Regions from separate parts of the Homo sapiens genome. Here regions 1 and 2 are each linked to region 3. The links are chromatin contacts, found by Hi-C in ENCODE. All regions are on one chromosome and are shown on one strand. The core of a region is the stretch at or near the end of the contact, and the rest is flanking DNA. Distances in the headings are between cores, read along the strand shown.

What was found. Hi-C counts contacts between places; a loop is a spot of excess contacts on that map. Pooled maps may share reads with other maps.
Region 1: a loop to region 3 is called in a map of PC-3, with 8 times the contacts of the local background. The contact joins two enhancer-like sites. A Hi-C loop is called at or near these places in 2 of 168 maps with a recorded cell type or tissue (PC-3 and naive thymus-derived CD4-positive, alpha-beta T cell) and 5 of 50 pooled maps.
Region 2: a loop to region 3 is called in a pooled map, with 4 times the contacts of the local background. The contact joins two enhancer-like sites. A Hi-C loop is called at or near these places in 1 of 37 single-sample maps with no recorded cell type and 8 of 50 pooled maps.

Annotation. Positions count from the first base shown.
Region 1 is chr18:54,804,930-54,808,785 of GRCh38, reverse strand. It overlaps a transcript of RAB27B not described here. Among named protein-coding and RNA genes, the nearest start is that of RAB27B, 22 kb to the left of the region's middle. Within about 2 kb of position 2,530, at least 2 of the 41 ENCODE cell types and tissues checked have a DNase peak (open chromatin) inside an H3K27ac peak, as active enhancers do; they include PC-3, where a contact is called at or near this core.
Region 2 is chr18:54,710,167-54,713,953 of GRCh38, reverse strand. No RefSeq gene overlaps it. Among named protein-coding and RNA genes, the nearest start is that of RAB27B, 120 kb to the left of the region's middle. RefSeq lists a silencer at 1,322-1,616. Within about 2 kb of position 1,498, at least 3 of the 41 ENCODE cell types and tissues checked have a DNase peak (open chromatin) inside an H3K27ac peak, as active enhancers do.
Region 3 is chr18:54,943,770-54,947,665 of GRCh38, reverse strand. CCDC68 (coiled-coil domain containing 68) reads left to right here. Exons shown (of 12, transcript NM_025214.3): 2 at 2,189-2,278. Among named protein-coding and RNA genes, the nearest start is that of CCDC68, 14 kb to the left of the region's middle. Within about 2 kb of position 1,390, at least 16 of the 41 ENCODE cell types and tissues checked have a DNase peak (open chromatin) inside an H3K27ac peak, as active enhancers do; they include PC-3, where a contact is called at or near this core.

The sequences.
Region 1 (3,856 bases), core at 1,281-3,780, 140 kb after region 3:
TATGGGGAGTCTTTAACTGTATGTATCAATTTGGAAACTGGAAGTCTGTAAGGCATGTGTGTATATGTATGTGTGTGTACACATGATCATTATTTTACATTTTTTACTATAGACTGGAAAACAAATTGATTTAGATTTGTCAATAAAGAACTGAATGATCAATCGTAAACTAACCTTTTTAGCATACTCACATGGATATCGGCTTTGTTTGAACAAGTTGACACATGTCATCTTTATTTGTGGAGGCTGATAATAAGAGATTTCTAATGTTCCTCAACATCTAGTAGTTCTCTACTTCTACATAAATGAGCGTTTACATTTCCTTGCCCTCTGAATTCTGGTTTGGCTATATGATTGGTTTTGGCCAAAGAAATATGTGCATAAGTGATGTGTGTCTCTCTCAGGGGAAGCATTTATGAGTTGGTGCACAGTGGGCCTCAGTGATCACGAGAGTGTGGATTGAATTGGAGATGCCATGAGACCACAGCAGCCTAGAATCCTGGCCCAACCTGTGGGGACTGCTGCCCTGGAGGGTCATCTGTACCAAGCCTGAGTAAGAGGGAAACTGATCAGATACAGGGAATGTGTGTTACCACAGCACCACTGGGCCTATCTAGAGGATTACAAACAATATGTAGAATCTTAAGCAGTAAACAATGAACAAAACTTAATTTTCAAAATTATATAATATGTAACTAGTTTTGTTTATGAAGGACACCTTCCTTCTATTATTATGGAAACTCCTCTGGCTAGTGTGTTATCAATGTTTAGCACCATAATTAGTGCAAAATTAACTCCTGCTTCAAAAGATACAAACAGACTGGAGACAACAAGATCTAAAAGACCAAGTAATATGGATTCCTACGTTCAGAGATAGATGATATCCCCTGAAGTGATGAAGTAATAAGGCAAATTTTAATGTCTCATGCTGTTTATGGAACTGCTTTTTTCTTCTAGCTCAGACACAGTGGTGTTCACAGTTTGTCCCCTGCCAGCACAGAAGTATCCCATTTTCAGAATTTACCTACACATGTCAAGTGTAGATCAAGGGCATAGTAAACTTGATCAGTTCCCCAGTGAATGTTCAACAGGAAAACTACCAAAACATCACTAACAAGAAATTACAGATGGTACTTAAATACCACAAAGGTGTCATTCCTTATAAATATTCACTATTAATGAGTTGGGCTTGTTTCCATAGCTGGCAACCAGATGATACGCATATTGATAGAGCTAAGAAATGAGCTGGTTGTGTCAAAGGCTGGAGACTTAGTGATGAGTCAAGTTATCATGTTCAATCCTGTAAAGCTCCAAGTTCCCGAGGAGATTATGTCCTTAAAACAAGAAGGTAAGGACTTGTTTAAAGCTTGTCCAACACTTCTGCCCACTGCTAAAAGCTGAACCCTCAAGGAAAGGTTTATGCTCAAAGTCAGTGCCCATAAAGACATGCAAAGACTTTTTCCCAAAATACTGATGCAGCATGTGATGGTGATACCTCAGAGCAGGAAAAAATACTGAAATTAAAACTAAAGGCTAGTTAATTTTACTAAACCACAAAAAGCGGTTCTGCATTTCAAAATTAGCTTAGGCCGGGCGCGGTGGCTCATGCCTGTAATCCCAGCACTTTGGGAGGCCAACGCCGGCAGATCACAAGGTCAAGAGATTGAGACCATCCTAGCCAACATGGTGAAACCCCATCTGTACTAGAAATACAAAAATTAGCTGAGTGTGGTGGCGTGCACCTGTAGTCCCAGCTACTCAGGAGACTGAGGCAAGAGAACCTCTTGAGTTCTCCTGGTTGCAGTGAGCCAAGATTGTGCCACTGGACTCCAGCCTGGACACACAGTGAGACTCCATCTCAAAAAATAAAAAAATAAAGAAAATAAAATTAGTTTAATATGTGGTCAACTGTATTTACTCAAACCTACTCATTTTTGCTTTAAGTGACTTAGAATGTTTATGTATGATATTGAGCAAGTTGGTATTGATATAATTCTTCAATTTTTTTTGAATGTTTTTCTTGCTAGTTGTTAACATTTTAAATATGGTGTTAATGACTCATGTTTTCCATCCACTTAACCATCTCAGCTTGATAGTAACTAACATAACATCCTGAAAGCCAATCTAACCATCCTGTTTTACACTTGAAAGATGTTATGATACAATATCAAACATAAACATTCTAAGTCACTTATATTTATGTGATTATATATATAAATAATATATAATTGTGGCTTATATATATAATTACATATATAATCATTACTAACATTCTTGGACCCATTTCTTTATCCATTTATTTATTTATATATATCATTATATATAAATATATAACATATATTATATATATGTATTCATTTGGCTACATATACTTGAAATCAAAGTGAAAAGATATAAAAAGAGAGACTGCTCCTCGAACCAGTCTCCTATGCTTCCCATACAGTAACACACCATAGAGCTCCATGTCATACCACACACCAGGCTGCATCTCCCTAAGAGGAGGGCAGTTCTGCATTAAGCAGATGATTCAGATACTAGCCAGTTTCCAGTCCTTGACCAAAGGCTAAGTACACTGCTTATCTGTGCTGGCTGTCAACATATTTCAAAAACTGTGACTCTCCACAGAGCACAGGATGTGGGTATCAGAACAAAAAAGGAAGCACTAGCACAATGTTTTATATCTTTAAAGGAAATCCCATGGGTTGCAAGCAGATCAAATGGACTAAGTATATCATTCATATTTTCACAATGGGTCATGATGAAACAGCTAAATTAGAAGCTATACAATTGAGTGACCTGGTACAAAAATGAGCACATGGTTTCACATGAATTGGGTTTGTCTCAACTTACGAGTAATCAATGTATGATTTTGATGGAGTGGTACTTGCATTTGAGGACTTAAATTATAATTTCCAGTGGAATAAAAATTAAATGCTTCTCTGAGGCATTTTTATTACTCTATATAAGATCCAATCTTCTGAAACCTGATCTTCAAAGTAGGAACTTAAGTTTCGTACAATAACTAAAACAAATGCTTGGTGAATGATGCATTAACCTCAAGAAGACATTCAACTCTATTAGTGATTCTTAAGAACCTGTACTGTACTTTCAAGACATAAATAACACATGATTCCTGAACTCACAAATTACCTATGCTAGAATTTTCACATCAACACTACTGGATCGTAGTCTTTTCAAAGAGGGAAGTCTTCAATCACAAAGGACAAAGTTGCTCATGAATTCTCTAAGTATATAGAGAAAATTACCACCATTTATTGTTGTGAACATTGTTTTTGTGCTTTGTATATGTACCTAGAAAGTACCCTGACATTTTAAATAGGAAGACATAAATTTCTACAAGCACAGAAAAAGGAAAGTATGAAGTTTTAACATTATACAGTCTTTGAAGGAATAAATAAACCAGAAGGAAAAGAGATCCAGACCCAGAGTAAATCTTTTTGTAGTGTTTTCTAGCATAGCCTTTCCCACGGATGAATGCCACAGTGACCCCTTAGTCTACGAGAGTTGTCTTCCAGCTACATCCCTGGCACTTGATAAGATTCCCACTTGCTGTCTGTGATGCCAACCAGAGCTGAGTGTAAGGGAAGTGTGCAGAGTGCCTCATGTCCCTGGAAAGGCTTTGCTGAGGCTCTTAACTCGCTGAGGCTCTAGGGAGGATGCTCAGAGTGCCCTTGGATTAAGGAGACCTCCAGAAACCTCCCTGTCAGCTTGGGCACATCATGCAATGGTGGAGAGCAGTCAAAAATTAAAAAAAGAGGAACAGAAAACTAAAAAAAAAAAGGAAGGAAGGCAGGAAGGCAGAAAGAAAGAGAAAGAAAGAAAGAAAGAAAGAAAG
Region 2 (3,787 bases), core at 249-2,748, 230 kb after region 3:
TAAAGGCCTAGCACAGAATAGCTCCCCATTACAAAAAGAAAACCTGCCGGGCACGGCGGCTCACGCCCGTAATCTCAGCACTCTGGGAGGCCGAAGTAGCTGGATCACCTGAGGTCAGGAGTTCAAGACCAGCCTGGCCAATATGGTGAAACCCCATCTCTACTAAAAATTCAAAATTGGCCGGGCGTGGTGGCACATGCCTGTAATCCCAGTTACTCGGGAGGCCAAGGAAGGAGAATCACTTGAACCCGGAAGACAGAGGTTGCAGTGAGCTAAGATCATGCCATAGCACTCCAGCCTAGGCAACAAGAAGAAAACTCCATCTCAAAACAAAAAAAAAAGTGTTTCTTTTTAGAAAAGGAAACCACTATATTTAGTAGCATAAAGCCAAAGGCTGCCACTCTGGAGATGTGCAGCATTGATAACAGCAATGACTTTCAAGCTTCTTTCACTTTGAAACTTTACAAAGTGAATCTCAGTTTCTTCATAAGTATAATCCAGTAATAATACCTCTGCAAAGAGTTTGTTTAGGATTAGATAGGATCATACATGCAGAGTGCTTAGCATGAATATTCTATACGTGGATCAAGGAATGGTTAAATAAATTGTGGTGGTTATTAAAATAAAACAGAACCTCTACCTCTTCAAGGTGATACAGGAGGAGGGTAGAGAAATGCTGGGTAGAGAAAGGCAGGTCCCTGGCTAGGGCCCTAGCCCCACAGACCTAGGTGAGGACAGGCACTTCTGCCTTTGTGCCCAAATGTTGCATTTTCCAAGACCACCCTGGCCCACCACACCCCTCTCTTGGGCCTATAAAAAGCTGAGACCCTAGCAAGGCAGAGATGAAAGCTGCTGGAGGGCGAGAGGAAAACATCAGTGGAAGAAGACAAGCTGCTGGACATCAAGAGGACACGGAGGGAGCATGCCGGCAGAAGAGCACACCAACAAACGCTGGCACACTGGCAGGCCATCCACCTGCAGGAGAGGCGGAGTTTGGCATGTGCCTGAGCGGCCCAACTCCAGGGGAAAACCGTCTCCCTTCTGGCTCATCCAGCAGTGAAGAGCTATTTCCACTCAATAAAACTTGGCACTCATTCTCCAAGCCCACCTGTGATCCGATTCTTCTGGTACACCAAGGCAAGAACCCAGGATACAGAATGCCCTCTGTCCTTGTGACAAGGTGTAGAGTCTAATTGAGCTGGTTAACATAAGCTGCCTATAGACAGCAAACCAAGAGAGCACCCTGTAACACAAACCCACTGGGGCTTCAGGAGCTATAAACATTCATGCCTAGACACTGCAGTGAGGTTGGAGCCCCACAGCCTGCCTGTCTCTGGGCTCCCCTAGAGTTTTGAGCAGCAGGCACTGAAGAAGCGAGCCACACCCCCATCACACACCCTGCTAGGGGAACAAGGGAACATTTCCCGTTTCAAAGGCATATAAAATGTGAATCATGTGCTTTCTGGATTCATGTAGTAAGAGAAATTTTCTGTCTCAAAACAAGTGTGTCATGCTTTTCATGACCTGGGGTGATCAAATGCTTAGAATAATAACACCAAGTAACATGACTCATCTAAGAAAAAGATATGAGATGAAACTATACTACATTATACTACATTGCAAATGCATTTCTTACCAGCCCCACCGTTCTTTTAAATATTTGAATTCCACAATATATTCAACATCTTGTGTGACTATGTTATTTGTATCAACACTGAGAATAATTCATATTTGTAGATAGAGTAAAGCTCTTTTAAAGAAGCTTCAATAAATCATCATTGCCATCACTTTTGCCTCACCCCCAGTCCCAATGCTCCTCATTTTAACCGACTTACTCCAATCTACTCAACAAAACATGCTGACTGATGTCCACACATGTAGAAGGCTAGTGTTTACTCCCAAGCATGTCCGTGTTCTTCCACTCTATTTGAGTTACACGTAAACCAAGATTCATTAGCGTATAGTACCAAAGCTGTTAGTGTTGGATGTATTTTTAGTGTAACTATATAATTGAATTGAAAGGTGTTTATACTGATAAGATATGAGTGCAAAAGAGAGTTACTATTTCTAAGAAAAATAAATGTAATGCTTTGTAACAACTAGATAAAGATGATTCGCTAAAATAAATTGTTGCCAAATCAGCTATGGGCCCAAAATATTCTAGAGGATTGAAAGTAAATTTTGTGACATGGTGGCTCATGCCTGTAATCCCAGCACTTTGGGAGGTTCAGACAGGTGGATCACTTGAGGTCACGAGTTCGAGACCAGCCTGGCCAATATGGCGAAACCCTGTCTCTACTAAAAATACAAAAATTAGCTAGATGTGGTGGTGCACACCTGTAATACCAGCTACTTGGAAGGCTGAGGCACAAGAACTACTTGAACCTGGGAGGTGGAGGTTGCAGTGAGCCAAGATTGCATCACTGCACTCCAGCGAGAGTGAAACTGTGTCTGAAAACAAACAAACAAAAATAATAGAGAATTATGTATTCAGATGGCTTTGCAAGGGTTTTGTGTTCTTGCTCCACTTAACAGAACTAAAACTAGAAATTATAGACACTTGATACTCATACACACTCAAAGGAAAGAACTTGTCCTCATTGTAAAAGAGTGACAAATAAGTTAACATTTATCTATTTTAAGTTGAGGTAAAAGATTTAAAGTGTATGTCTTATGCTTTCTAATGTAACTAGCATTTTTTTAAAATGACCAAGGTGGTATCCTCATCACATCAGACTTCCCTTGTAATACATCATATGCTTTGTTTGGATATAACTTCGGTAGCCTTCCTGTCCTGAACCAAATTAAACATTTATAATGGCACAAGGAAAGGACTTAACATGGACTTTGCCTCACTATATGTAATATAAATTAAAGCAGTGTCATCTAATATAAATGCTTTTAAACACATAGCGTAGAGCACCTTTGCCAATAGGCTAAGTAGAGTCCAGGAAATGTACATAGACAGGAGAGCTCTACACAAAAATTCCTAACCAGACTGAAGGAGTCATACCCAGTTTGTCTGTATATTTAATGGCATGCAAGGTATGCTCTACCAAGGAAAGGTCACCTTGAGAATATCTTGAAAACACATTCTCTAAAGTCTATGAAAATGAAGACCAAAAAATGGCCACAAATAATCTCATCAGTTGCCATCAGTGACTTTTTCATTATTTACATAACAAAGCCCCATTTTGAGGAACTTCATCATCATCATCATCATCATCATCATCATCATCATCATAATATAGCTTTTAGTTGTCATAAAAACATGATGGAAAATGAATATGGTTATGTTAGCGGTGGTGAATCCATACAGGTCTGCATCAGCCCCAATTCTTGCCTCCTCAGAAGAAAGAATTCAACCGAGGGGTCATAAGGCAGAGTGACAGACCAAGGCAAGTTTTAGAGCAGGAGTGAAAGTTTATTAAAACGTTTTAGGGCAGGGATGAAAGGAAGCTAAGTACACTTGGAAGAGGGCCAAGCAGGTGGCTTGGGAGATCAAGTGCACAGTTTGACCTCTGACTTGGGGTTTTATATGTTGGCATACTTCTGGGGTCTTGTTTCCTTTCTCCCCTGATTCTTGCCTTGGGGTGGGCTGTCTGCATGCACAGTGGCCTGCTAGCACTTGGGAGGGGCCCTATGCACAGTGTGTTTACTGGAGTTGTATGCATACTCACTTGAGGCGTTCTTCCCTTACCAGCTGAATGTTCCTACGAGGAACAGTTCAACTCCGTCACTTTACCTCTTAATGTGCATGCTTGAGCCCACTCGCCCAACTCCTGAG
Region 3 (3,896 bases), core at 141-2,640:
TTATTATATATTAAATGTGCTGCTATAAGTGCTTGACAAATATTAACTCATGAACAACCCCACATTGATTATTGTTAATAATTAATGTTATTTTCATTTTACTGTTAAGGAAACCGAGGCACAGAGAAGTTAAGGGACTTGACAGAGGTCACACAGGTATGGAGTGGCAGAATGGAGCCATGAGACTAGGCAGGCTGCCTCTAAACTGTTTCAGCTGTGGAACCTTCTTTCTTCACAGAAAGCCTCATGGAAAAATTCAGTGTGTGAGACAGAATAAAGCAGAGCTGGGGTGGTTGAAGTTGAGGTGGCAGAGCCCTGTCTATTCAGCAGCCCTCTGCCTCCTCCCTGGGAGCCCTGTTTGAAAGGCACTTGTCTAGGAAATACCTCCTCTTGGCGTGATGCCACCTGTAAGCTGTCTTCAATCCATTCTAGCATAAGACAAATAAAAGTCTTTCCTTACTTTAATTAACTGATTGTGATTTATTTTGAAAATTTTATCCCCTTAATCTACTTCTGGCTGAAATAAAATGCTAACATGGATTTTCCCCAGGATAGTAATGCCATATGGCAATTTGGACTTCGCCGGCTTATGTTCCCCTTGGGTTTCTTTATACCAACCAAGGACTCTGGGTACAAAAGTTTTCTGAACCAAAGACAGAAATGGAATTTAATTTCATATGGATACAGTTATAAAGCTTTGCAACCAGATAGATGTGAACTACCTGCCCTGCTTGTCTTCTGTGGCTATTGATAATATAAAATAACAGGGCAACACTATTGACAGTGACTGTCCAGTGAGTGCCTTCTGCTAGCAGGCATTTAAAAAAAAAAAACTCATTTTCCTATCTCTAGGTGTTATCACCCCTACCTGACAGCTATGTAAGTGAAGACAAAGATTTTATGTAACTTGTTTAAGGTGGCCCAACCAGTGAGTGGAAAAGGTGGGAAGTTTTCAGAAATATCAGTCATCAAGAAACAAAATTCCTTGATTTTAAGAATAAAAGGTACATAAGAGAGTATATTTTAGGATAAAAGACATAAGGCCCGATGCAATTTTCAAATTATGAAAGAGCCTGAGAAGGCAGTGGGATTCATTCTAAAGAGCGATTCATTCCTATGATAAAATGCCTCTTATGATTTGTTAATGTACACATTGCATAACATACTAAAAAGGAAAATGAAAGTAAATCAGTCAAATGGGACTGTAGATCCAGGGTACTGTACTGGAGGAAAAAAACAAACTCAGGCCAGATCGATTGCTTTGCTTGCCTCTATTTTCCCACTGGTCCTGCCCCCACTCCTTGCCAAGCCCCAACCCAAAGGTCAGCAAACGTTTCCTGTAAAGGGCTAGATAAGGAAATATTTTAGGCGTTGCCTGCCACGTACTTTCTCTGTCACAACTACTGAACTCTGCTGTTTGTGGCGCCAAAGCGACATAAAAGATATGTACATGAATGGCTATCTTGTATTAGAGTAAAACTTCATTTATAGGCACTACATTTGAACTTCATATAATTTTCATGTGTCTTGAAATGTTCTCCTTTGATTTTTTCCAACCATTTTTATGAATACTAAATTTGAAATTCATATAATTTTCATGTGCCATGAAATGTTATTCTTCTTTTGATTTTTTTGTTTGACCATTCAAAAATGTAAGAACCATTCTTAGCTCTGGGGCTGTACAAACAGGAGGGAAACTGGATTGAGCTCCCAGGCTGGGGTTTGCTGACCCCTACCCTGGCCTGACCATCCTCTCTCTGGCTTCCAAGCACACTGCATATTGACTCTATGGGTGTTTCTCTTACTTCAAGCATTTAAATGTTGTTTTGCACCAATATCTTAATCCCGGAAGATACTTCAGAGGACCCAGTAAGAGACGTACTTCCATTCACAGTTTGCAAAAGCACACTTGCAGAGTTGCTGCTGCCAAATCAACTTCAGCGGAAACAAATATTTAATAGAAGCCATAGCTGCTAAGAGGATTTATAATAAAATGGAAAATTCTTGGCATCCTCTGTCAATTTCATTGAAGATTAAAGGATAAATGCAGGACTTTGTAGTATCCCCAGAAGCGATCTTGTTTCAAAGTGATGCCCTCAAATATGCAAATTCTTTGTGTTTTTTTTTGCAGCCTAGCTCACAACTGTTAGATTTTAAATATTTTGTTGTTGTTATTGTTTCTCTCCAGGGAAGCCAGTCTTAATATGATGGAAACATCTCTGAACTTCTAAAAGACCAAGGTTGGCGTTTTAGCTCTATTAATTTTACTTCGTCTTGGGTAAGTTAATGTTACTATGGGAGTGGAGTCTTGGCTTCTTATCAGTAACATAGGATTAATAATCCTACCTCACAGGGCTTTTTATTATAGTTTAATTATTAGTTATTTACTATTTATTATAGAAATTTCAAACAAAACCAAAATACATAGAGGAATACAATGAACCCTATAGACTCATCACCCAGTTTCAATAGTTATCTATGTTTTGCTAAATTTCCTTAATCTTTATCCGCATGTCCTTTTTACCTCTCTCTTTGAGTTTTAAAGCAGTTCCAAATGTAACACAATTTCACCTGCAAATATGTCAGTAGGTATTACTAAAAGATACAATCCTTTTAAAGAATGTCACAATTATCACAGCTAGCAAAATTACAACAATTCTTTAACATCACATGTTATCCAGTTAGTCTAAAAAATGTCTTTACATAGTTGATTTTTTTGAATCAAAATCCAAACAAGATTCATATGTTGCATTTGGTCCTGTATCTCTTAAGATCCTTAATTTATGTTAAGATTGATTAATGGTGTCTCTCAGGTTAAAGTTTCCTCATTAAATATTCACTAATGTTTTTAGCTTTAGGTGATGATGCTTAGGTTTTTTTACTTCATCAAGGGTTGCAAAATATAGATTTTCTAATTTTATCTCTCCTTTTGAATTTATTAGCTGGAATTCAATAAATAAACTTTCCCTCATCAACTACTTGGTTGCTATGAAATATAGTTCATATAATACATGCTTGTTTCTTTTTTTGCCAGGTTTTAGTATACTTTTGGTTTATGTGCATTGAGCTTTTGCCTTATGTGCTTCTAAAGGTGGACAGTAAGCATTGTGGTTGTTGCGGGTTTTTCTTCAGTCATCATAAATTCAGGGATTTAACATTTTTGATAAGTTTCAATCCATCATAGACATTCTTCTTCAGGATGGGTTTTGTGTCTTATTCAAATAGTATTGATCACTTTTTTGCTTGCTGATATGACCAGATATCTCAGACTATGGGAGTGGAGTCTTGGCTTCTTATCAGTAACATAAGATTAATAATCCTACTCCACAGGGCTTTTTATTATAGTTTACTTATTAGTTATTTACTATTTATTATAGTAAATAATAATTATAAGCTCACTTTACATATTTCTTACCCCAGACCTGGATCAGCCAAGAAGTCCTAGTTTCCTTTTTGGTAGGATATGATATTCAAAGACCACAGTCTGGCCGTGAGGGATGCTAACTGCTACTATTTCTAGGTTTTTTAGTGAATAAAGGTAGAATATATATTATTTAAAGGAAAATAAATCATTATTTTGTACCTCCTGGGTTCAAGTGATTCTTGTGCTTCAGCCTCCCGAGTAGCTGGGATTACAGATGTGCACCATGCCCAGCTAATTTTTATATTTTTAGTAGAGACGGGGTTCCACCATGTTGGCCAGGCTAGTCTCAAACTCCTGACCTCAAGTGATCGGTCCACTTTGGCCTCCCAAAATGCTGGGATTACAGATGTGAGCCACCATGCCCGACTTCACCGGCTTCACCTAACATTTTTGTTGTATATTTTATTTTTTCTTTTATGATAAATAGCTTGATTCTTCATGATGTTAACACAATTACCTGTTGGCTTTATTC